2 separate regions of the Homo sapiens genome follow, and region 2 is linked to region 1. Evidence: read pairs that join two places in POLR2A ChIA-PET (ENCODE). Cell type or tissue: endothelial cell of umbilical vein. All regions are shown on one strand. Links, peaks and the distances in the headings refer to the core of each region. The heading gives the core; the rest is flanking DNA. Region 1 has its middle 11 kb from the start of GPR68. Region 2 overlaps DGLUCY (D-glutamate cyclase).

Region 1 (16,154 bases), core at 9,644-12,143:
CTCAAGTGATCCACCTGTCTTGGCTTCCCAGAGTACTCAGATTACAGGCGTGAGCCACCGTGGCTGGCTGAAACAACATCGATTTCTTATCTTGCAGTTTTGGAGGTCAAAAGCATGACATCGATCTTACTGGCTAAAATCAAAACTGCAGTCTGCAGGGCCGCATTCTTTCTTGAGGCTCTAAAATCCATTTCCTTGTCTTTCCAGCTTCTAGAGACTTCTAGCATACTTTGGCTTGTGGCATCTTCCATCTTCAAAGCCTACAGCAGTCAACTGAGTCCTTCTCACATCACATCTCCTCTTCTGACTCTCATGTTCCCTCTTCCACTTCAAAGGGTCCTTGCTTGTGACAATGCTGGATCACTCCTTACTTTAAGGTCAGCTGATTAGGAGTCTTAATTCCACCTGCTGCCTTAATCTCCCTTTGCCACGTAAGGTAACGCAGTGGCAGGTTCTGGGGATTAAGAACTGGGCCTCTTTAGAGAGGGCATTATTCTGCCTCCCACACCCACCTTGTGATACTTACTTAAAACCCTGTATAGTGCTGGCTGGGTGAGGTGACTCATGCCTATAATCCCAGTACTTTCGGAGGCTGAGACGGGTGGATTGCTTGACTCAGGGTTTGAGACCAATCTGGGCAACATGGTGAAACCCCGTCTCTACAAAAAATACAAAAAATTGGTGGGTGCAGTGGCATGTGCCTGTAGTCCCAGCTACTCAGGGGGCTGAGGCTGGGGAATTGCTTGAGCCCAGAAGGTGGAGGTTGCAGTGAGCCGAGATCACACTTGGGCGACTAGAGTGAAACCATGTGTCAAGCAAAACAAAACAAAACAAAAACCCTGTACAGCGCTGCTTCTCGAATGTTAGTGTGCATGTATTATACATCTCCCAGGAATCTTGTTAGTGTATCTTCTGGTTCAGTTCAGTAGGTCTGGGGTAGGGCCCGAGATTCTTCCCTTCTTTTTTTTTTGAGATGGAGTCTCGCTCTGTCACCCAGGCTGGAGTGCAGTGGCGCAATCTCAGCTCACTGCAAGCTCCGCCTCCCGAGTTCACGCCATTCTCCTGCCTCAGCCTCCTGAGCAGCTGGGACTACAGGCGCCCGCCACCACGCCTGGCTAATTTTTTGTATTTTTAGTAGAGATGGGATTTCACCGTGTTAGCCAGGATGGTCTTGATCTCCTGACCTCGTGATCTGCCCTCCTCAGACTCCCAAAGTGCTGGGATTACAGGTGTGAGCCACCACGCCCGGCCTGATTCTGCCCTTCTAACATGAACTGAGGACCACCTTTATCTCTTGTATCCCCATGGCAATTGCTATAATGCTGCACAAGTGTTTGGACTAAATAAATACTTGATAATGGAAAGGGCCAGGCATGGTGGCTCACAGCTGTAATTCTAGCACTTTGGGAGGCCAAGGCAGGAGGATCAATTGCTTGAAGCCAGGAGTTTGAGACCAGCCTGGGCAAAAAAGTGAGACCTTGTCTGTACAAAAATTTAAAATATTAGCTGGTTGTGGTGGCCCGCACCTGTAGTCCCAGCTAGTTGGGAGGCCAAGAAGGGAGGATCCCTTGAGCCTGAAAGTTTGAGGCTGTAGTGTCCAGCCTGGGTAACAGAGAAAGACCCAAAGGAAGGAAGGGAGGAAAGGAGGGAGGGGAGGGGAGGAAGGAAGGAAGGAAAGAAGGAAGAGAAAAGGAGGGAGGGAAGGAAGGAAAAATTGAGCTCTGAGTGTTTTTATCACTGTGGTACAAGGGAGCTGGGACAAGGGCTCCTCACACATGCTTCACACAGAAAGAAGGTGGCCTGAGGTTCTAAATGACAAACGGGTGCTGAGCAAGGGGATGCAGGGTGGGTGCTCACCTGCTTTGAGCTCCCAGTATAAGCAAGGCATTGAGCTTTCCATAGGCTGCCTTGATGCCTCACAGCAACCCACCAGGTAAATATCATCCCAGCTTTATCACTGAAAGCTCAGGGCTATCCAAGACCAAGGGTCACACAGCTGGCAAGCAAGCAGCAGTGCTGGTATTCAATTCAAGGTCTGAATTCACTGTGTTTTCATTTTTAATTAATTAATTAATTTTTAGAGATGGGGTCCCTGTTCTGTCACCCAGGCTGGAGTGTAATGGTGCGATCATAGCTCACTGCAGCCTCGAAAGTCTGGGTTCAAGCAATCCTGCCGCCTCAGCCTCCCCAGTAGCTGGGACTCAGGTATGGGCCATCACGCCCAGCTCACTGTATTTTTAAAAAAATTTTTTAGTATATGCAAGGGATTGGTTCCATCATTGTATTTATTTATTTTTATTTTTATTTATTTATTTTTTTGAAACAAGTCTCCCGTCTGTTGCCCAGGCTGGAGTGCAGTGGCACGATCTTGGCTCACTGCAACCTCCACCTCCCGAGTTCAAGCGATTCTTGTGCCTCAGCCTCCCAAGTAGCTGGGATTACAGGGTCATGCCACCATGCCTGGCTGATTTTTGTATTTTTAGTAGAGACAAGGTCTCACCATGTGGCTTACGCTGGTCTCAAATTTCTGAGCTGAAGCCATCTGCCCACCTTGGCCTCCCAAAGTGCTAGGATTATAGGCATGAGCCACCGCACCTGGTCCATCATTGTATTTTAATATTCACCAATGTAATGCATGGAAATATGTGTGACTATTGGTTAATGCCTATCTTCCCCTTTACACAGGAAGCTGCCTGGGGAAGGAGGAGCTGGGTCTATTTTGTTCTTTGCTAGGCACCGTGCACACCAAAAACATGCCGAACGTTTGGGTGAATAAATGAATCTAAATTCTGCTTCTTCCTGTAGCCTGCTGGGAAGGCCAGCGTGGCTAAAATTGAAGTCAGAAACTAACAATCTGGTGGAAACAGTCAGGATATAGGATGAGGCAACAAGAAGAGGCTTGGTTTGGACTCTCAGGGTGTGAGTGAGTGGCCTTACGTGGAAGTGCATTTCCTGGTGCTGAACCGGGGACTTGCAGCCAGGAGAGTCTGTGGTCTGAGAAGGTCTGAGCTGCCTGGGGCATCTCTCCTGTCTGCAGCCGCAGCACAGACCACAGACCTGGAGGTTGCCATGGCAACCCCTGTGGCCTACTGCCCCCACTGCCTGCAGAGTGCTCCAGCCCATCAATTAATAACCTAATAATGTATGACAACAGTCACTCCAAACACACAGGAAGCAGCCCTCTTGAAAAACAAACAGACTTCTCCAGCGACTTGAGAGCTTCAAATATGCTCATTACACTCAACCCCGGGCCACCTGCCCAAACCTATTTTCTTGAATCCAAATTGCTCTCTTGTTGGCTTCTCCCTCTTGTTTGTCCCCAGGGTTGACAAAGCTGGGGATTGAAGCCTCAGAGGTTCCAGGGAAAATGATGCTAGAGAGGCCACTGGGTAGGATGCTTGCTCCCTTAGCCCTGTGTCAGGCCCAGAGATACTGATTCTGACCAAAATGGACTGTGATAAGGCCCATGTCTGTCTCTGCAGGTCCTTCTCCTGGGAGAAACACTTCAACTTTTGCAAAAGATTCATTAATTCATCACCATGGCACCCAGAAAAAAAAAATGCAGAAGAGAAGACTCAAGTTGTGGCCGACCCAAGGTGGCTGCAAACTGTTTGAGATTTTCCTCGTTGAGAAGTGGGGGTCTAAGTTCCCTCCCTTGAACCTAGGCAGGCCCTCTGACTGCCTAACCAACAGAAATAGCATGGAAGCGACACTGTACCGGTTTTTGAGGCTAAGCCTGAAGAGACTGGCAGTTCCCACTTCCTGTCATCTGGGAATAATTGTTCTTGAAACCTAAGTGCTATGCTGTGAGGAAGCCAAGCAGCCTCGATGACAGGCCCACATGGAGCGGAACCAAACCCTGGCCAGCAGCCCCTGCTGCACCCCTAGCTGACAGCCAGGTTCGACTTGTCTTGCATACCAGTATGTCATCCTGGATGAGGATCCCCTAGTAGGGCCATCTCAGCTGATGCTCCAAGGAGCAGAGATGAGCCATCCCCACCAAGCCCTGCAAGAAAGACTGCCAACTAATCAGGAGGAAGACTTGCAAGTTGGGTTGGGTATACTGAAGTGTAAACACGTAGCCGCTACTCTTTTTTTTTTTTTTTTTTGAGACGGAGTCTTGCTCTGTCACCCAGGCTGGAGTGCAGTGGCACGATCTCTGCTCACTGCACGCTCCTCCTCCCGGGTTCACGCCATTCCCCTGCCTCAGCCTCCCGAGTAGCTGGGACTACAGGCGCCTGCCACCATGCCCGGCTAATTTTTGTATTTTTAGTAGAGATGGGGTTTCATCGTGATAGCCAGGATGGTCTCGATCTCCTGACCTCGTGATCTGCCCGCCTCAGCCTCCCAAAGTGCTGGGATTACAGGCGTGAGCCACTGCGCCCGGTCTAAGTTAATATCTTTAAATGTGGTTTGTTATGCAGCAATAGATAACAGGAACATAAATTATTTGTCTCCCCAAATCACTTTAGGGCCTATCATGTGCTGGATTCATTCATATAATTATTTGATTTCAATTTTTATAACAATTCCTTGAGGTGTAGGTATTATCATCTCCACTCTCCCTATGAGATAGTGAGACTCAGAAAGTTAAAATATCTTGTTTGAGGCCAACCAGCTAGGAAAGATGAAACAGGAATTCTGATGCTAAAGCTCATTCCTCTACCACCATCATCATCATCCTCACCGTGGCTGGTGCCAAGTGCTCCTCCTTCCCTCAGGGGTCTTCAGTCACCAGCCCCTCTTTGGGTCCACCCACTGAAGTCCACCAACCTCTGGACACCTTCACACTTTACATTTGCTGCCTTGAACCTGTTTTCCACTTTGTTTCCTGTTAGCTGAGTCTTCTCTTCTGACAGTGTGCACCTTACCCAGAAGCGTGTGGTATGACAGTAATAATAAAAGTGGGCGGAGCTGACATTCAGAGGACATTGCAAGGCTTTCAAGGTCGGATTTCACCTGTGCAATCCCATAACCGCCCTACTATGTTGCCCATTTCACAGAAAACTCAGAGGCTTAGAAAGAGACAACATAGGCTGGGCGTGGTGGCTCACGCCTGTAATCCCAGCACTTTGGGAGGCCGAGGCAGGCGGATCACTTGAGGTCAGGAGTTCGAGACCAGCCTGACCAACATGGTGAAACCCCGTCTCTACTAAAAATACAAAAATTAGCCAGGCATGGCGGTGGGCGCCTGTAGTCCCAGTTACTTGGGAGGCTGAGGCAGGGGAATCGCTTGAACCCAGGAGGTCAAGGTTGCAATGAGCCAAGATTGCACCACTGCACTCCAGCCTGGGTGACAAAGCAAGACTCCATCTCAAAAAAAAAAAAAAAAAAAAGCGACTTGCCCAGTAATAGCTCTAAAATATGGAAGAGCTGGGATTGGACTTAGACTATCTGGTTCTGGAACTGGGCTGGCAAGTGAAAAGCCCACAGTCCACAGCATCCTCACTGTCCAGCCCCACTTCCACTGTTGAGCTCAGGAATTTGTTTCCCTGCCTCCTTTTGGAAGCGATCCTGTGTGTGCAGGTAGGGGCAGAGGGAGTAAAGCCAAACGTAACTATAGCATCTCAGATTTGCAGACTCTCAAACCAGCCTCACACCTCAGTGAGGTGACAATGGCTAACATTTTCATCTCAGTTTTACAGAAGCCCAGCCACAGCAGGTGACCTGCGCAAAGCTACACAGCCTCTGGCTCCAAGGCAGGGCTCTCTCCCCTGCCTGTGCCCTCTCGCCACCGCAGCCCCTGTTCTCCAGCTGGGGGACCACCCAGAGGACCACCTGGACCCTGCTGCCTCCGTTGGGCCATTTGCTTGGCGGAGTAGTTGGGGGGTGGGGGGCCTGCAACCTAGGACCCCACCTGGCGCTGCCCCAGCCCACCGAGCAGTGAGCCAGCTCTCCCCTCATCGGTGGCAGGGGGAGCTGTCGGGATCTCAGGGCTGCCCTGAGGGGCCGCGCAGATCTGGGGGATGTAAAGGCCCAAACGGACTCGGAATGGCCGGTGCGGCCGGGCTCTGGGAAATGAAGGGCTCGCGGTGTCTCGCACTTTTTGTGGGGGCGGGAGTAATTACCAGGTGGCCGCGGAGCCAGCCGAGGGGGCGGCTGCTAACCCGGGCGGCGACCGCAGGCGGAGACGCCCCGCCCGGGACAGGGACCGGGCCGCGCCGGCGCTCGCGGACAGACACCCGCGGTCCCGGCCGCTGCCGCGTCTCCCGCCCCCGCCACGCCCCGGCGGCCTCGCTTGGGGCGCGCCCCCGCCTCGCACGCGCACGCGCCTGCACCCGCACTGGCCCGCCCGGTTCCCCCGCGCTCGCGGGGCCGCTCCGGGGGAGGTGCCGAGACCCGGCCTTGGCCCGCGCGCGGTTTCCGGGGTCCGGCGCGCCGGGGACCCACAGGCGAGGCGAGAGAAAGGGGTTGGCTCGCGGGGACACCTACCTGCGCGGCGCGGGGCTGTGGCGCCGGCCACCATTACCCCGCGCCCCTCCTCTTGCCAGCGCGCACGCAGATGGCGGGGTGGCCTGGGGAGGTCTTCGGGTCCCTTCCTGGGAACGCAGGGCCAAGTTGTGCTCCGATTCCACGCCCCCCCCACCCACGTCGGGCACACGCAGCCCTGAGTGAGGGTCCATGCCCTGCCTTTCACGCTGACCACAGCCCCTAGGCTTGGCGCCTGCCGGGAAGGGCCGCAATGGCTCAGGGACCCCTGCCCCCACTACCATCCTGCCCTGGGGGGACAGGCTCTAGAACACTGCGTGGGGCTCAGAGTGGGCCTAGCTGTAAAAGGACAGGGGTCCTTCTCCAGCCACGCCCACTCCCGGGTGCCCTGGCTGTCAGCAGCCTCTCACCACAACCGCAGGGTGAGAAGCCCAGAGAACAGTCCAGGAGTAGCCCTTCTGTCCTTTACCACGTCCGTGTGCCCAGCACGGGCAAATCAGTAGCCACGCAATAAATGAAGTGCGGTGTTGCAGCTCTGGGCCTCTCTGCACCTGCCCTGACCTCAGCCTGTCCAGCCCAGCCTGGGGATCTGCACTTAGGTTTGCAGCCTCCTGGGTCCCTGCCCGGTGCTCCTCAGAGCCGGAGCCTGTCTGCCGCAGGGATGGCTTAGAGGACCTCCTACTGACCTTCTTGATAATTCAAGGAGGCCTTAGGCCCCTCTGCCCCACATCCTCACAGATAATAGTAATAATAGTCCCAGCCCGCATCTATTGAGCACAGCTGTGTGCTGGGCTCTGTTGTTAAGTACTTAATTACATTAACTCATTTGATGTTCAGGGCTCTATGATGTAGACAGTATTGTTATTCCCATCTTATACATAGGGGAATGAGGCACAGAGAGGGCAAACAACTTGCCCAAGGTCACACAGGTGGTACGTAGAGGCCTCGGGATTCAAATCCAGGCAGTTGGGTACAGAAGCCCTCCTCCTACCCACATCCTGTCCCAAGCCACCCTTGGCTGTTTCCTTCTGCTCTTTCACAATTGCATACCTTGGCTCCTGTGGCCCTCCCCACTCTATAGACCTCCTGTTTCCCACCTCCTGAACTCCTGCCCCCATCTTAAGACCCCAAGTCACTTCCCCTAGGGAGCATTCTTGGTTGCCCCAGGTAATGTGTGCTGAACCCTGCTGTGTGCCCTTAGCCCCTTTCCCAGCATTGCACTGCCGCTGGGGTCGCTGGCACACAGCTGTCTCTCTACAGGGCCCTTGCTCTCAGCCCAGTTATCCTGCTCAAAGCAGGGTGCCCCCATTCCTATTTGTGAAATGAATGTCTGGAACTGTCACGGCAAGAGTCTGCAGAAGGTTGGGCGGTTGTCAGGACAGATGGTTGCAGGTTAGGGATGAAGGGTGATTGGAACTGCAGGCAGGGGAGGTAGAAGGAGAAAGAGAGCAAACATCTCACCTTCTGCTAACCCCTCTAGGTGGCTCAGTGCTCCACACGGTGTGACTTAGCCTCTAGGTGAATCTCCAGAAGGATGGACAGTGGGTAAGAGGACAGAAGGTGCCCTAGCGGGGGAAGGCCGGGGAGCAGGAGGAGGCAGAGAGAGGCACAGGGAGTGTGGAGGCGGGAGGATTTGCTTTTCTCACTGGGCACTACCCCAGCAACATCCCAGCAGGCTAAGAGGCTGGATAAGCCTCCTCTGCTGGTCTTCATTTTGAAATTCCTCCTTAGAAAGTCCTCACAAGTGGAATTTTCTGGGTTGACTATGCCATAAAAATTCACATCTGCTTTCTAAAAGTTGCCAAACTGAATGTAGTTGTGAAGAGTTTGGCGTTGAAAGCCAGTGTCAGCATTTGAATTCCAGTTGTACTACGCGCTAGTAGGGTGACCCTGGACAAGTCTTTTAACCTCTCTGTGCCTGTTTCCATCTGTGAAATGGAGACACATCTTCAAATGAGGGCTAAGATGATTACATGAGTTAAACCAAGTAAAGCCCTTAGCTCAAGGCCCAGCACACATGAGGGTTCAATAGATGTTAGCTGTTATTATCACTGTCATTGGACATTCCAAATATCCTCTTATTTGCAGCTCTTATCATTTATTATTTATTTATTTATTTTTGAAACAGGGTCTCACTTTGTCGTCCCCCAGAGTACAGTGGAGTACAGTGGCGGCTCACTGCAGGCTCAATTGCTCTTATCTTGTAAATGCTTCCTGTGTCCTTAGTGCCTGTGCATGATCTCTTTTCATCTCCAAAACAAGTAGTTTTATTCTCTCCATTTCACAGATCAGGAAACTGAGGTTTCATAAATTGCCTGAGGCCACTCAATTCCCAAGTGACTGAGCCAGGACTTGACAGGAGTTCTGACTCTGAAGCTGTTTCTTCCAATGATTCTGTTCTGCCTCGTCTTATCTCTCTAGGAAAGAGGTGGGCTGTTTTAAAGCTCATTGTCAGTTGCCAGATCGAGGACTCTGACTATCAGGAGTACAGAGCATGCCCTGTAGAAAATGTATTACAGAATGAATCCTGCCAGGGCTACCACACTGCACAACCTCAAGGGTGCCGTGCATGCTGCAATCTATCAGTTGGTGGTCCCTGGAGTTGGCACAGTGTGCCAGTACTTGGTGGCCCTGTCTCCTGCCTCTCTTTTTCTTTTCTTTTGTTGAGACAGAGTCTCCCTCTGTCACCCAGGCTGGAGTGCAGTGGCATGATCTTGGCTCACTGCAATCTCGGCCTCCTGGGTTCAAGCAATGTTCATGCCTCAGCCTCCTAAGTAGCTGGGATTACAGACGTGTGCCACCACACCCAGCTAATTTTTAGTATTTTTAGTAGAGACGGGGTTTTACCGTGTTGGCCAGGCTGGTCTCAAACTCCTGGCCTCAAGTGATCTGCCTGCTTCAGCCTCCCAAAGTGCTGGGATTACAGGCGTGAGCCATCGCACCCAGCTATGCCTCTCTTTTTTCACCCCACATTCTCCGTTTACAGGTGCCTAAACATATCCAGTGCCTTTCACAGTCTCAATGCTGTTAAATTAAAACAAAGTCACTTTTGATTCATGCTTCACTTTTTAGAGACAGACAGCATGGCTCTTATTATAGTTACTTAAAGATCTGGAACTGGCCAGTGGAGTCTGAGAAGCTTGGGCTGTTGCCAAAATACAGACTTGGGCATTTCTGGCCATGCTTTCCCTAAGAAAATGCTGGAGCTGGAGAACCATATAGAAATTCATCATACTGCTTGCAAAGTCACTTTTGACTGGATTTTGCTATGTTTCTTGGTGTCAAGATGTCCAGTCCTTGGCAGAGACAGCAGAATTTGTTGTTTTGTAAATAAAACCTGGCTTTACAAGCAACAAAACAGCTCACTAATGGTAAATTAAGCACATATTGTCTTCCAGAACCTTCCTGAGCCTAGAGAATGTAAATTATGACCTACGCTTTTGAAATGCTGATTGGAAATGCTGCACTAATAACTATCTGTCTCGCCCACAGAAATTATCTCCCACATTGGGCTGGGCTCCAGAGACATGGTCTGAAATTCACCACCCCCAGTGCCAGTGATGTTTGCATCCATTTCTTCTTTTCCAGTCACTTGTGGGATTTTCTTTTTATCCTGGCATCTGTAAAGGCAGAATCTCTACACAGAGCCTGAGGACAGCTCATTCACTGCATTTCCCCAGTGTCAAACCCAGAGTGACACACTGCAGGTGTCCAGAAAATGGCAGCCAAAGGAATGTGTGAAAGAGGCTCCTGCACCAGCAATGTGCTGCATACTTTCTATCCACCTATCCAGATCCAGTCTCCATCCCCCTACTCTAAGGATGATGTCACCCGGCACCCTGCCTTCCAGCGTCTGTTAGATTTGGGTGATAGGAAGCACTAACTGGAGATCAGAGGATGGGAGGAGAGTGAAGACCCGGCAGTATTTATCCACTCTGCCAGGGTCACTTCAGGTTGGCTGCCTCCCTCGGCTGAAGATGTCAGCTCAGTTCCTGTTGGAGTCCCTGTCCTGCACTTGTCTCTTCCTTCTTCCTGCAAGCCTAGGGCTAGTAACAGCTCCTGAGGCATGGCCGTCCCACCGTGTGGCACCATCCCTTAACCCTGTCCACACCTTTGTGTTAAACTCTCATCAGTTACCCTGCTTGAGGGTGCCATCTGCTTCCTGCTGAGTCTGACTGATACAGAAACGGATGCATCAGATACATCCTCACTGCAAACTCATACTAATGGAAAAATGTGCATATATTTCAGAATGTGCACAGATGATCTACTTTTGAAAATCACTGTTTTTCCACTTCGTTCTTCCAATTAGCACAGCTGGCTAGCCTTCGCGGAAATCTCTCTTTATCCCCTAAACAACAGAATGAGTCCCTACTTCCTCCCTCGGTTCTAGCGCCAGCTCATCTCAGTCTCTGCTCAGGCCCAAGCCTTCTCTTGCTGATCCACCCCTGTCCTGTGCTTCCCGTCACCATGAGCTTTCTAGAGCGGAGCACGCGGCTGCCGAATCAGGTCGGTAACTTTCCTTCTGGGAAATAATTGCCGATGCTGAGTCAAGCACCTCTCAGGACAGTTTCAGGCAGAAAGAGGCTGGTTTTCTTTCCTAAGAGTTATTGTTTCTGGCAACGACCACACTCCAGCAGGCTCAGGCCTGAGCTGATGAATGGGACAACCTGATGACCACCACAAAGTTGCGTCTGCTCCCATCCAGCTAATCCGAGGGCTCTCAGACAGACTGTGACTAATGGGGACATCTGAGGGCAGAACGTTCGAAGGCCAAGGAGGAACAAGTCCAGACAAAGTGTGAGCACACACATCTGGAGGGCTGGGGAGCCCATGTCACATTCCTGGCTGGACTTTGGACTCCAGGAGGAAGGCTTCAGGTTGGGCTTGCTCAGGCTGAGGCAGTTTGGGAGAGTGGGAGTGCAGGGAACTTGGGCATCTGAATGCCCGGGTTTGAATTCCACATCTGTTGCTTTTTGGCTCTGAGAGCTCTGGCAAGTTATGTAGCCTCCCTGGGCCTTGGTTTCTGCTTCTTTAAAATGGGGTTAACAATGAAGATTGGTGTAAGAATCACATATAAAGGTGCTGTCAAGAAATCTGGTTGAAGGCTGGACATGATGGCTCATGCCTGTAATCTCAGCACCTTGGGAGGTTGAGGTGGGAGGATCACTTGAGGCCGGGGCTTCAAGAAGAGCTTGGGTAAGACTGTAGCCATAGCCATAGCAAGAATCTGTCTCTATTTAAAAAAGAAGAAGAAGAAAAAAGGAATGGAAATAAATTAATTAAATGGAAGTGTGGTTGACATAGAAACCAGGAAACCAGCCTTGCCAGGTCCAAAAACAACAGGTTATGCTGGGAAGGCACAAGAGGGGGCTTTGTTGACGGAAGTAGCATGACCCAGGCTGGGGCTATTCAGCTCTGGTCAGCCTCTGCCTTGGTTCCCTGCTTAGGGAGAACGGCCCCAATCCTGGCTCCTCCACTTACTGGTTATGTGACCATCAACAAGTGACATTCTCTCTGTGCCTTAGTTTCCTGATATGTAAAATGGGAATAATACTGAGTATTATTATAATAATAAGTACTGAGTATAATAATAATAAGTACTGGGCCAGGCACGATGGCTCATGCTTGTAATCCCAGCACACTGGGAGGCTGAGGCGGGCAGATCACTTGAGGCCAGGAGTTCAAGACCAGCCTGGCCAACATGGTGAAACCCTGTCTCTACTAAAAATACAAAACTTAGCCAGGCATGGTGGTGGCCGCTTGTAATCTCAGCTACTCAGGAGGCTGAGGCAGGACAATTGCTGAACCCAGGAGGTGGAGGTTGCAGTGAGCCGAGATCCTGCCACTGCACTCCAGCCTGGGCAACAGAGCAAGACTCTGTCTCAAAAACAAAAACAAAACAAAACAACAACAACAACAAAACAGTACTGCACAGGGTTGTTGTATTAACTGAGTTAGTAAGTATAAAACGCTTAGAACTGTGCCTGACCCTAGTAATGCTCAATTAATAAATGTTAAGCCATCCCTTCTTCCCCCGATGCCCATGGAAGGCGTATGTGTTCCAATCTCATTTAAGGGTGCAGGCTTCTTTGTGGCAGTGAGCTGGGTAAATGGTGATTACTTTTCTTTGATTTGCTACATAAGATTTGCCTCCTGTGGGGCTCACGTGACTTGGTGTGCGGGTGCTGGGGGAGGACAGGGATGGATGTGAGTGGTATTTGGCACACAGAAACTTTTCCAGCCTTAACTGCCTGGGACCCCTGAAGAAAACCATTGGCAGTTCTCCCTCCAGCCCTCTTGGATCACGGCTTAGGTGCCTATAATAGAGTGTGGATGGTGTGGGAGGGTGAGAAAGGGCTGAAATGAGAGATCACTGGCAGAGAATTTGTAGCCTAAACAGGGGCCTTACCTAGAAAACCTTGGAGAAAATTCTCCTCCTGAGCTGGGCTTCAGATCTTCTTGGCCTGTTCCAGGCATCTTGAGGGCAATAATGGTGCCAGAGAGGCAGTGTAGCCAAGAGGCCAGGAAGGTGCACCCTGGAGCCCCACTGCCTAGGTTCAAATCCCAGCTCTGCCACATGCCAAGTTATTTAACCTCTGTTCCTTATCTGTAAAATGACAATGATGGCACCTAACTCATGGAGTGTCATGTAATGTGCCTGGAGCAGTAAATGTCAGCTACTAGGAATATTCCACCAGCCAGTGTGTCCTGTGACTACAAGGGACAGCTACTACTGTGGTAGGCAGAACAACAGCCCTCAAAGATGAATGTGGCCTTGGCTGGACGCGGTGGCTTACACCCGTAATCTCAGCACTTTGGGAGGCCGAGACGCACGGATCACTTGAGACCAGCCTGGCCAACATGGCAAAATCCTGTCTCTACTAAAAAAAAAAAAAAAAAAAAAAATTAGCTGGGCGTGGGGGTGCATGCCTGTAGTCCCAGCTACTTGGGAGGTTGAGGCATGAGAATCGCTTGAACCCGGGAGGCAGAGGTTGCAGTGAGCCGAGATCGTGTCACTGTACTCCAGTCTGGGCAACAGAGCAAGACTCTGTCTGTTAAAAAAAAAAAAAAAAAAAGATGACTGGATTCTAATCCCTGGTACCTGTGAACATGTTACCTTACACATTAAATGGACTTTGCAAATGTGATAGAGATTTTGAGATGGGGAGATGATCCTGGGTTATCAAAGTGGACCCAGTGTCATCACAAGGGTGGAAACAGGAGGCAGAAGAGAAACTTTGAGTGATGTAGAGAGGGAAGGGCTCCGCCATCCACTGTCAGCTTTAAAGATGGGAGGGGCCGCAAGCCAAGAAATGCAGGCAGGCCTGAGACGCTGAAAAAGGCAAGGAAATGGAGTCTCCCCTGGACCTCCACAAAGGACCTGGCTGGCCCTGCCAACACCTTAGTTTTAGCCCCGTGAGACTCTATTCTGTCCTCTAGAATTCTAAAATAATGAATGTGTGTTGTTTTAAGATACTAAGTTAGTTGGTGGTAATTTGTTCCATAGCAACAGGAAACTAACACAGCTGTTGAGACCCAACACAGCTCTGTACTTGGAGGCTGGACCATGTGGAGTCACTCCTCAGTGTTTCCTGAGCACCTGTGGTTTAAGTGTCACCCACAGCCCCTGCCCTCTGGAGGTGTGGGGAACACACCAGACCATGGAACTGAATGTGCCCTGGGTATGCGTATTGCCAGCGATGGAATATTCTGGGGCAAGAGGGCTTAGGGTGGATCCGTTGGTTTAAAAAGGCCTCTGGAGAAGCCGGACCCCTGGCAGGGCCTTGAAGGATGGAGGGTTTGGATAAGGACAGGGAGGAGGGCAGGGAGAAGGAAAGAAAGGCATAATTGGAAGTCAGGGAGGCTCACTCAGTTATTCATTCATTATTCGTTCATCAGCTCATTTAACACCTGTGCTCTAGGCTGTGGGGCCAGGGTGGAGCCGGTGCCAGGACAGTGAGGTGAACAAGATAGACCTAGTGGTTGTTCTTTTTTTTTTTTTTTTTTTGGGGATAGAGTTTTGCTCTTGTTGCCCAGGCTGGAGTGCAATGGCATGATCTTGGCTCACCGCAACCTCTGCCTCCCAGGTTCAATCAATTCTCCTGCCTCAGCCTCCCAAGTAGCTGGATTACAGGCATGTGCCACCACGCCCAGCTAATTTTGTATTTTTAGTAGGGACGGGGTTTCACCATGTTGGTCAGGCTGGTCTTGAACTCCTGACCTCAGGTGATCCGCCCGCCTCAGCCTCCCAAAGTGCTGGGATTACAGGCGTGAGCCACCGCAACTGGCTCTAGTGGTTGTTCTTATGAAATTTATACTCAGGAGTGGAAGACAATATGCCATTGCAATGAAACATGGCAAGCGTTACAGCAGGAGAGGTTTAGCTTGTGAAGGGGCACATCAGGGTGGACTTCCTGGAAGAAGTAGCCCTTTAGTTGATAACAAGATTAACTGAAGGTTTGTTTTATATCACTCCAGGCACTGCTGGGCTCTCTGCACTCAGCAGGTGCTGACTGAAGGAGTCAGTGATTATTTTTGTTATTCCCGTCAGAGCCGTTTTTTTTTTTTTTTTTTGAGATGGAGTTTTGCTCTGTCACCCAGGCTGGAGTGCAGTGACGCAATCTCTGCTCACTACAACCTCTGCCTCCTGGGTTCAAGCAATTCTCCTGCCTCATCTCTAGAGTAGCTGGGATTACAGACGTGCACCACCATGCCCGGCTAACTTTTGTATTTTCAGTAGAGACGGGGGTTTCACCGTGTTTGGCCAGGCTGGTCTCGAACTCCTGACCTCAAGTGATCCACTCCCAAAGCTGGGATTACAGGCGTGAGCCACCACACCCGGTCCCAATCCTTTCTTAATCTGTCTTATTACACTAAGGAGAAAGCCTCACATGGGTGCTTTAACACCACTCTCATTCTTGCTCATCTCCTTTTTTAGCCTAGAGAGCAGGCCTCAGGTATGTTCACAGGTGCTAAAGTTTAATAACACTTCTGCCTAGTCCCTCACTTTTATTTGTTTAATTACCTTCTTTTTGTGGCAAGGGGTACTGATTTTCTATTTCTGGAAGTAGATTGTAATTTCTTTTTAAAAAATAATATATTTGTGTAATAGAACCAAGAGTGGGATTTTCCCCCTTGCCTTGGAATTGACCACTGGGTCTAGGTCCTCTTTAGTGGTGGGGCCTGACTCCACTCCCTAATCAGGACTTCCACCAACAGCAGCCCCCTCCACCTTGCAATCTCCACCCCCCAACACACACTGTCAGTACGGGGCAGCGGGGAGGGGCGGGGCGGGGAGTAGAACTGGGGTTAGAGGGAGAGCATTTGGAGGCTGAGAGTCTTCGAGAGCTGGAAGTGGAGCTACTTTCTTTAGAAGGTGGGTTACTATCTGCTCTCTCTCCTCAGTCAGGAGCCCCAGGGGTCAATCAGAGGTAACAGAATTTGTACCACAGGGGCCTGGAAATGATGAACTCTGCCCAGGAAATTGAGGAGCACAGACGGAATCTGAAAATAGTGATGGTAAGACATAAGTTTCGAGTTTCCATTTTTTGAGTGGAGGTCCTGCGGTAATCCAGCTCCCAAGGTAAAATATTCAAATAAAAACATGATGTATATACTAGACATGGAACTTGAGGGGGCTGAGATTTTTTGAAACTGGTTAGAAGGGAAAACCAGGATGAATACAGCAAGAACAACATTCTGATAACAGCTATGATTGGAGG
Region 2 (7,861 bases), core at 1,942-4,441, 110 kb before region 1:
AGACGAGTGGGACATTTTTGAAGCCTCAGGCCACACACATTGTCCCCAAGACAAGGCTGATGCGGCTAGTAAGCCTCTTGTTTTTGAAGGTCACAAACAACAAAAACATGGAAACTCAGAATGGAAGGGGGCCCATGAGAGCAATCTTGAGGCATAACAACAGCTGCAGAAGGTGACTGCAGGGAAGCGGACTGTGCTCCTATTCTTTATGTTCTGTTTTTAGCTGTGTTTTTCAGAGCAAGTAGGTACCATGGTGATAGGTACCATAGAAATAGATGGAGCGCACCACCCAGCACGGGGCTGCCAAGCTGTTCCCCTGGAAATGCACCGAGAGCTGCCAGGGAGAGCCCAGGGACTCTGCTTCCTGGGGCCTGTCAGCTGCACGGCCAGGGAAGAAGTCCCCTGTAGAATGGTCCCCAGAGGCTTCTCACTGTCTTGCTGTCATTGTCCAAGGTCCCTGATGGTGCATCCTCCTCCTGGAGCACCTGTGGCCTTCCTCTCTGAGTCCTCAGGAAACTCACTTAAGGGGGTTTGCCTTTGCCTAGTGAAGCAATTATCTTGGCCAACAGTGACCTCAAAAGTAGCACTGCCAGCATTCCTGTCTCCATAGTTAGGAGTGCGTGGTCCTCATCCTGCCTGGATGTGGCACTGTCACTGGTTTTATGCAATGTCATAAAGAATTTGTGGGGCAGGAGCTGAGTTCTGAACATTTGGTAATCAGGAATACTCATAAAATGAAATTTCAGAGGATCTAACCCAGAAAGCCGAGCAAGGTAGGGCATAACCACGTCTGATATGGTGGTTTTCAGTTTGTGAAGCCACAGGCAGTACAGAATAGGGCCCAGCCTCAACTATTTTTGGATGCAGCTTGAATGGACTGAAAGACCCTTTGAAACAAGTGCTGGAACCATCCCGTAGCACTTACATAACCATCTCTGCAAGGCTGTTGATAGATGAATGTAAATGAACCTAGGCAGAGCTTAGCTCATTTTTATTTAGATTTAGACCAATTTCATGTCTTCTGAAACGTAACCCATATATACACACACTAAATCTAACTCTTTTATTTTAGGCCTAGCATGAGAGGATCAAGTTGAAAGGGCATCTGTTATTATATCTGTCCCATCATATCTGCTTCTGTGATGGCTTTATTATGTACATTTCTTTCTATACATTTGTGCTCTCAGGTGGCATTCTTCTTCAGAGCAGGGCAAGTGTAATTCTGGACCAATGTGTGATTCTGAGACCAGACCAACCAACTGAAGGTAATTTTATTCTCAATTAAAGAAACACAGACGGGGCGCAGTGGCGCACGTGAGCCTGTAGTCCCAGCACTTTGGGAGGCTGAGGCAGGTGGATCACTTAAGGTCAGGAGTTCAAGACCAGCCTGGCCAACATAGTGAAACCCCATTTCTACTAAAAATACAAAAATTAGCCAGGTGCAGTGGCACGCACCTGTAATCCCAGCTACTTGGGAGGGTGAGGCAGGAGAATCGCTTGAACTAAGTAGGTGGAGGTTACAGTGAGCCAAGATTGCACCGCTGCACTCCAGCCTGGATGGCAGAGTAAATCTCTGTCTCAAAAAAGAAAGATACACACATCTCTAACAAAGGATTTTTTTTTTTTCTTGAGACAGGATCTCTCTCCATCACCCAGGCTGGAGTGCAGTGGCTCCATCTCGGCTCACTGCAACCTCCACCCCCAAGGCTCAAGCGATATTCCTACCTCAGCCTCCCAAGTAGCTGGGACCACAGGTGTGTACCACCATGCCTGGCTATTTTTTTGTATTTTTAGTAAAGACAGGGTCTCACCATTTTGCTCAGGCTGGTCTCGAACTCCTGAGCTCAAGCGATCCACCCACCTTGGCCTCTCAAAGTGCTGGGATTATAGGCATGAGCCACTGTGCCTGGCTAGGAATTTATTTTAACAACCAAAAACTTAAAACTCAATAACATCATTAACTCATAAATTATTGTTTAGTTACAGATTACGAAAATGATAGAACCAGAAGGTGCTAACAAAATGTCTGTCCTGCATGTGTGGCATTTGACATGAAGAAACTGAGGCCCTTGCTGGGCGCAGTGGCTCATGCCTGTAACCCCAGCACTTTGGGAGGCCAAGGCAGGAGGATCACTTGAGCTCAAGAGTTCAAGACCAGCCTTGGACAAGATAGTGAAACCTTGTCTCTACCAAAAAAATACAGAAGTTAGCCAGGCATGGTGCAGTGTACCTGTAGTAGCAGCTACTGAGGAAGCTGAGGTAGGAGGATCGCTTGATCCCAGGAGGTCAAGGCTGCAGTAAGCCGTGATTGTGCCACTGCACCCCAGCCTGGGCGACAGAGTGAGACCCTGTCTCAAAAAAAGAAAAGTAAAGGCTACGCGCGGTGGCTCATACCTGTAATTTCAGCACTTTGGGAGGCCGAGGCGGGTGGATCACCTGAGGTGGGGAGTTTGAGATCAGCCTGACCAACATGGAGAAACCCCGTCTCTACTAAAAATACAAAATTAGCCAGGCGTGGTGGCGCATGCCTGTAATCCCAGCTACTCGGGAGGCTGAGGCAGGAGAATCACTTGAACCCGTGCGGCGGAGGTTGCTGTGAGCCGAGATGGTGCCATTGCACCCCAGCCTGGGCAACAAGAGCGAAACTCTATCTCAAAAAAAAAAAAAAGAAAAGAAAAGAAAAGAAAGAAACTGAGGCCCAAAGAGTTTGCATACTTTGCTATTAGTTCAGCCTGTCTTCTGTGTATGCAGGTGGTGTCTCTAGGTCGTTATCACTCTGGCAAATTCTCTCCCAGTGATGGAGATGTGTGGAGCCCCCAGTCTCTCCAACCAGGGAGTGGTGCTCATGGTGACCCTGAAGTAGGCTTGTGGGTCAGGCCGTTGGTTGAGCTGTGCAGTGCCAGAAGTAGCTAAACATCCTTAAAGGAACTGCCTAGTTTATCATTAGGACTAACCATGGAACCGATGACTCAGCGTTTACTGTTGGCAGTATCATACACTCAACCTGCATGTAGATTTCGTGCATCATATTTTGTGGTTACAGGAATTTGGCCTGATGGACCCGTTGCAGAAACTCTGTACTAAATAAGCAAACACGTGTGCTCTAGTTTTACAGGCCAAGCAAACTGTGAAACAGAAGGGTTGGCCTTTCTTGCCCTTAGCAGTCATACCTTGGACTTTTGCCACTTGGTTGGGTTGCTTTATTTGGCTAAGTAACTAAAAGCAGATTTACTTTGAAGAATGAGGTTCTCAAATATTCTAGAACTCTCTAAGAATGGACATTCACAGTCATGCTGGGCAGACAGAGTTATTCCCAAATTTTCAGAGTCATAAAGCTTATGTTTGGGCTGGGTGCGGTGGCTCACACCTGTAATCCCAGCACTTTGGGTGGCCGAGGCGGGCGTATCACAAGGTCAGGAGTTTGAGACCAGCCTGGCCAATATGGTGAAACCCTGCCTCTACTAAAAATACAAAAATTAGCCAGGCATGGTGGTAGGCACCGGTAGTCCCAGCTACTCAGGAGGCTGTGGCAGGAGAATTGCTTGAACCCAGTAGGTGGAAGTTGCAGTGAGTGGAGATTGCGCCGCTGCACTCCAGCCTGGGTGACAGAGTGAGACTCCATCTCAAAAAAAAAAAAAAAAAAAAAAAATCCAGTTTGGCCTGTGTGAAGCACCCACACAAAACCTTCCTTTCCCAATATTAGCGCCTTCCTGTGGAGCTGGAACAGGGGCCCCGGGGCTAGAATATTTGATATTCAAGACACACACTGAGTCTGGTGTGGTGCTTTTCAGCAACACATTGAAAAATTGTTGCTTTTCACACCAACAATTTGAAACTAAACATTTAATGTGAATGTTTCTTTTTTTTTGAGAGAATGTCTCACTGTCCCCCAGGCTGGAGTGCAGTGGTGCAATCGTGGCTCACAGCAGTCTTGACCTCCTGGGCTCAAGCAATCCTCCTGCCTCAGCCTCCTGAGTAGCTGGGATTACAGGTGCACGCCACCATGCCAGCTAATTTTTTTAGTTTTTGTTTTTTGTAGAGATGGGGGTCTCGCACTCCTGGACTCAAGGGATCCTACCGCCTCAGCGTCCCAAAGTGCTGAGATTCCAGGCATGAGCCACCACACCTGGCCTTAATCCGAATGTTTTTTAACAATCACAACTTGATTTTTAACATTTTAATTTAAAATTTTTATTATGGTTAAAAATATACAACATACAGTTTACCATTTTAATCATTTTTAAGTGTACAGTTCTGTGGCATTAAGTACATTCACATTGTTGTGCAACCATCACCACTCTCCATTTCCAGAACTCTCTTCATCTTCCCAAACTGAAACTCTCTGCCCATTACACGGTAACTCCCCATTCCCCACCCCATCTCCTGGACCCAGCCTGTGGTCACCACCATTCAGCTTTCCATGTCTGTCCATCTGTCTGTTGTGGGTGTCTTATAGAAATGGAATCATACAATATTTGTCACTTATGTCTGACTTATTTCAGTTTGCATAACGTGCTCAGGGTTCACCCATGTTGTAGCATGCATCAGAATTTCCTTCCTTTTTAAGGCTGAAGAATATTCTACTGTATGTATATACCACATTTTGTTTATCCATAATTTTTCTATAGTTTCTTATTTCTTTGTTGTTGTTGTTTTGTTTTTTTGAGACGGAGTCTCGCTCTGTCGCCCAGGCTGGTGTGCAGTGGCGTGATCTCGGCTCACTGCAAGCTCTGCCTCCGGGGTTCACGCCATTCTCCTAACTCAGCCTCCCAAGTAGCTGGGACTACAGGCGCCCACCACCACACCCGGCTAATTTTTTTTTATTATTTAGTAGAGACAGGGTTTCACCATGCTAGCCAGGATGGTCTCGTCTCGATCTCCTGACCTCATGATCCACCTGCCTTGGCCTCCCAAAGTGCTGGGAGTACAGGCGTGAGCCACCATGCCTGGCCTATTTTTTTTATTTTAAAATAATTGCAAAGTGACAAAACATTTCAAGAATGGTACTAAAGAAAATCTTTTTTATATCTCATTATTCATCTTTTTTATTTTTTCTTTTCTTTTCTTTTTTTTTTTTTTGAGATGCAGTCTTGCTCTGTCACCCAGGCTGGAGTGCAGTGGTGCGATCTTGGCTCACTGCAACCTCCGCCTCCTGAGTTCAAGAGATTCTCCTGTCTCAGCCTCCTGAGTAGCTGGAATTACAGGCGTGCGCCTCCACACCTGGCTAATTTTTGTATTTTTAGTAGAGACGGGGTTTTGCCATGTTGGCCAGACTGGTCTTGAACTCCTGGCCTCGGCCTCCCAAAGTGCTGGGATTACAGGCGTGAGCCACCCCACCCAGCCCTTCTTTTTTCTTTATAGACAGGGTCTCATGTCATAAGAGACCCTACCCGCCATTCCCCACCACGGAGTCCTACCTTACTCAGCTCCACCTTGTGGCTTTAGGACTGGATTGTTTAGAAAGGGGAGGAGAAGGGACCACCATTTGCTTTCATTGAAAATATTTGTTTTGGCCAGGTGTTGTGGCTCATGCCTGTAATCCCAACACTTTGGGAGTCCAAGGCAGGAGGATCGCTTGAGCCCAGGAGTTCAGAAAATACAGCCTGGGTAGCATAGTGAGACCCCCATCTTTACAAAAAAATAACAGAAATTAGCTGGGCACAGTGGTGCATGCCTGTGGTGGTCCCAAGCTACTCAGGAGGCTTAGGTGGGAGGATGGCTTGAGCCTGAGAGGTTGTGGCTGCAGTGAGCCATCATTGCACTACCTGCACTCCAGCCTGATGACAGAGCAAGACCCTGTCTCAAGAAAAAAAATAAAGAAAGAAAATACTTGTTTCATTAACAATTCTTTGCATGTGGGGAGCCCTTGTATTTAACCTATTAAATAAACAAATCTTAATTATGACTACCAGCATTTCCCCAATCTTGTCTCTGCTATTATAATACCATTTTTTAAATAAAATGATTATACAGTTAGGATGCCTTCTTCCTTGCAGCAACACTTATTTTGCAAATTTGCAGTTGTATTTAGGCTACCACCAGCAACTCTCTTGGCAAACATTGAGCAACTCCTACCACAAAAATTAATGAGTAGAGAGACAAGGTCTGCACACCTACTCATTTTGTTCTTCCATTATCAAGTTGTGGGACTCTGGGGAAGTGATCCAGGGGACATCTACAGAAACCAAAAATGGAGTTTTGTAACACTGTGAGTTGTTTATTCTTGTAAATAATAGGATCTTCTTGACTGGACTGGAAGCTTCAAGGAAGCTGTGTCTTCTGTTTTTCGTGTGCATCCTTCGTGGTTCTAAATATGATGCTACATGAATATAAGGTGTTTCCTGTCGTTGTGGGCTGGTGGAGCTGTGAGGGCTTCAGTGGGATAAACTGGAAGAAGGAGCCTGGGTTATGAAGTTCAGTGGATGCTTCTTGGGTTTTCTCTTCCTTGACCTCCCCGGACCGTAAATTCCTCCTTGAAATACTTGCTTCTGAATCACAAAGTTTCTCTCCTGCCTCCCTGGCCGCCTTTTCTCAGCTGCCTTTGTGTGAGCCACATGCTCTGCCCATCCCTCCTGACAGTGAGCTTTATTTACTTATTTATTTATTATAGACACAGTCTCGCTCTGTCGCCCAGGCTGGAGTGCAGTGGCGAAATCTCGGCTCACTGCAACCTCTGCCTCCCTGGTTCAAGCGAGTCTCGTGCCTCAGCCTCCCCAGTAACTGGGATTATAGACATGCGCCACCACACCTGGCTAATTTTTGTATTTTTAGTAGAGACAGGGTTTCACCATGTTGGCCAGGCTGATCTCAAACTCCTGTCCTCAAGTGATCCGCCCACCTCGGCCTCTCAAAGTGCTGGGATTGCAGGCGTGAGGCACCGCACCCGGCTGACAGTGAACATTTATTGGGCACCTCCCGTGTGCCAGGCACTGTTGATGCTGCACATCCAGCAGTGAGTACAACAGATGGAAAGGCTTGTCTTCTCTGAACTGAAAGGAAAAGAGGAAAACCCCCTCCCTTGGGTGTGAGCCTGCTTGCTTGTTTCTGCGTCACGGGAACAACCTCAGCTGTTCCCCATGGTGTGATGAGCACTGCCTGCTCATGCAGGCCTTGCCGGGCCCATGAAGGATGAAGGCAGCCTCTCCCCTGCAAGGTTCTTTCCTATGTGAACCCAAAAGTATCTAAGACAGAGCTCAATCAACTTAGAAAGTTTATTTTGCCAAAGTTAAGGATACAGCGTTAACATACAGCCTCAGGCGGTCCTGAGGACATGCACCCAAGGTGGTCGGGGTACAGGTTTTTATTATTTTTGTTTGTTTGTTTGTTTTTTGAGACAGGGTCTCACTCTGTCACCCAGGCTGGAGTGCAGTGGTGCGATCTCGACTCACTGCAGCCTCTGCCTCCCGGGTTCAAGCAGTTCTCCTGCCTCAGCCTCCCAAGTAGCTGGAATTACGGGTGTGCACCACTATGCCCAGCTAATTTTTGTATATTTAGTAAAGACAGGATTTTGCCATGTTGGCCAGGCTGGTCTTGAGCTCCTGACCTCAGGTGATCTGCCCAACTTGGCCTCCCAAAGTGCTGGGATTACAGGCGTGAACCACCATGCCTGGCCACAGCTTGGTTTTATACATTTTAGGGAGACCTGAGAAATCAATCTATGTGTGAGATTGATCAGCCTTTCACTGAATACACAATTTCCATGTGAGAGGAGGGTAGAGGAGTAGTCACTTATGCCTTAGTCTGGCTCAGTGAATCTACATTTTTACATAAACAATAGGGCAGAGGAAGCAATCAGATATGCATTTGTCTCAGGTGAGCCTCAGAGGGATGACTTTGGGTTCTGTCTATTCTTTGTCGGGCA

What was found. ChIA-PET counts read pairs that join two places held together with the same protein. Peaks named below come from ENCODE experiments on the same cell type or tissue, not always from the same donor. Only the 100,000 strongest peaks of a DNase experiment are listed, where the experiment ranks them.
Region 2: POLR2A ChIA-PET joins it to region 1 with 7 read pairs; 1 of 35 experiments calls an interaction of 5 or more read pairs at or near these places.

The regions. Positions count from the first base shown.
Region 1 is chr14:91,247,283-91,263,436 of GRCh38, forward strand. It overlaps a transcript of GPR68 not described here. Among named protein-coding and RNA genes, the nearest start is that of GPR68, 11 kb to the left of the region's middle. RefSeq lists silencers at 6,110-6,259, 6,290-6,349 and enhancers at 6,313-6,844, 6,845-7,376. In endothelial cell of umbilical vein, for the core only: no CTCF peak of the experiment used is centred there; DNase peaks (open chromatin) are centred at 10,959 and 11,809.
Region 2 is chr14:91,146,594-91,154,454 of GRCh38, forward strand. The region is part of intron 1 of DGLUCY (D-glutamate cyclase); the gene reads left to right. Among named protein-coding and RNA genes, the nearest start is that of SNORA11B, 24 kb to the left of the region's middle. RefSeq lists a silencer at 6,131-6,409. In endothelial cell of umbilical vein, for the core only: no CTCF peak of the experiment used is centred there; a DNase peak (open chromatin) is centred at 3,088; H3K27ac peaks cover 411 bases.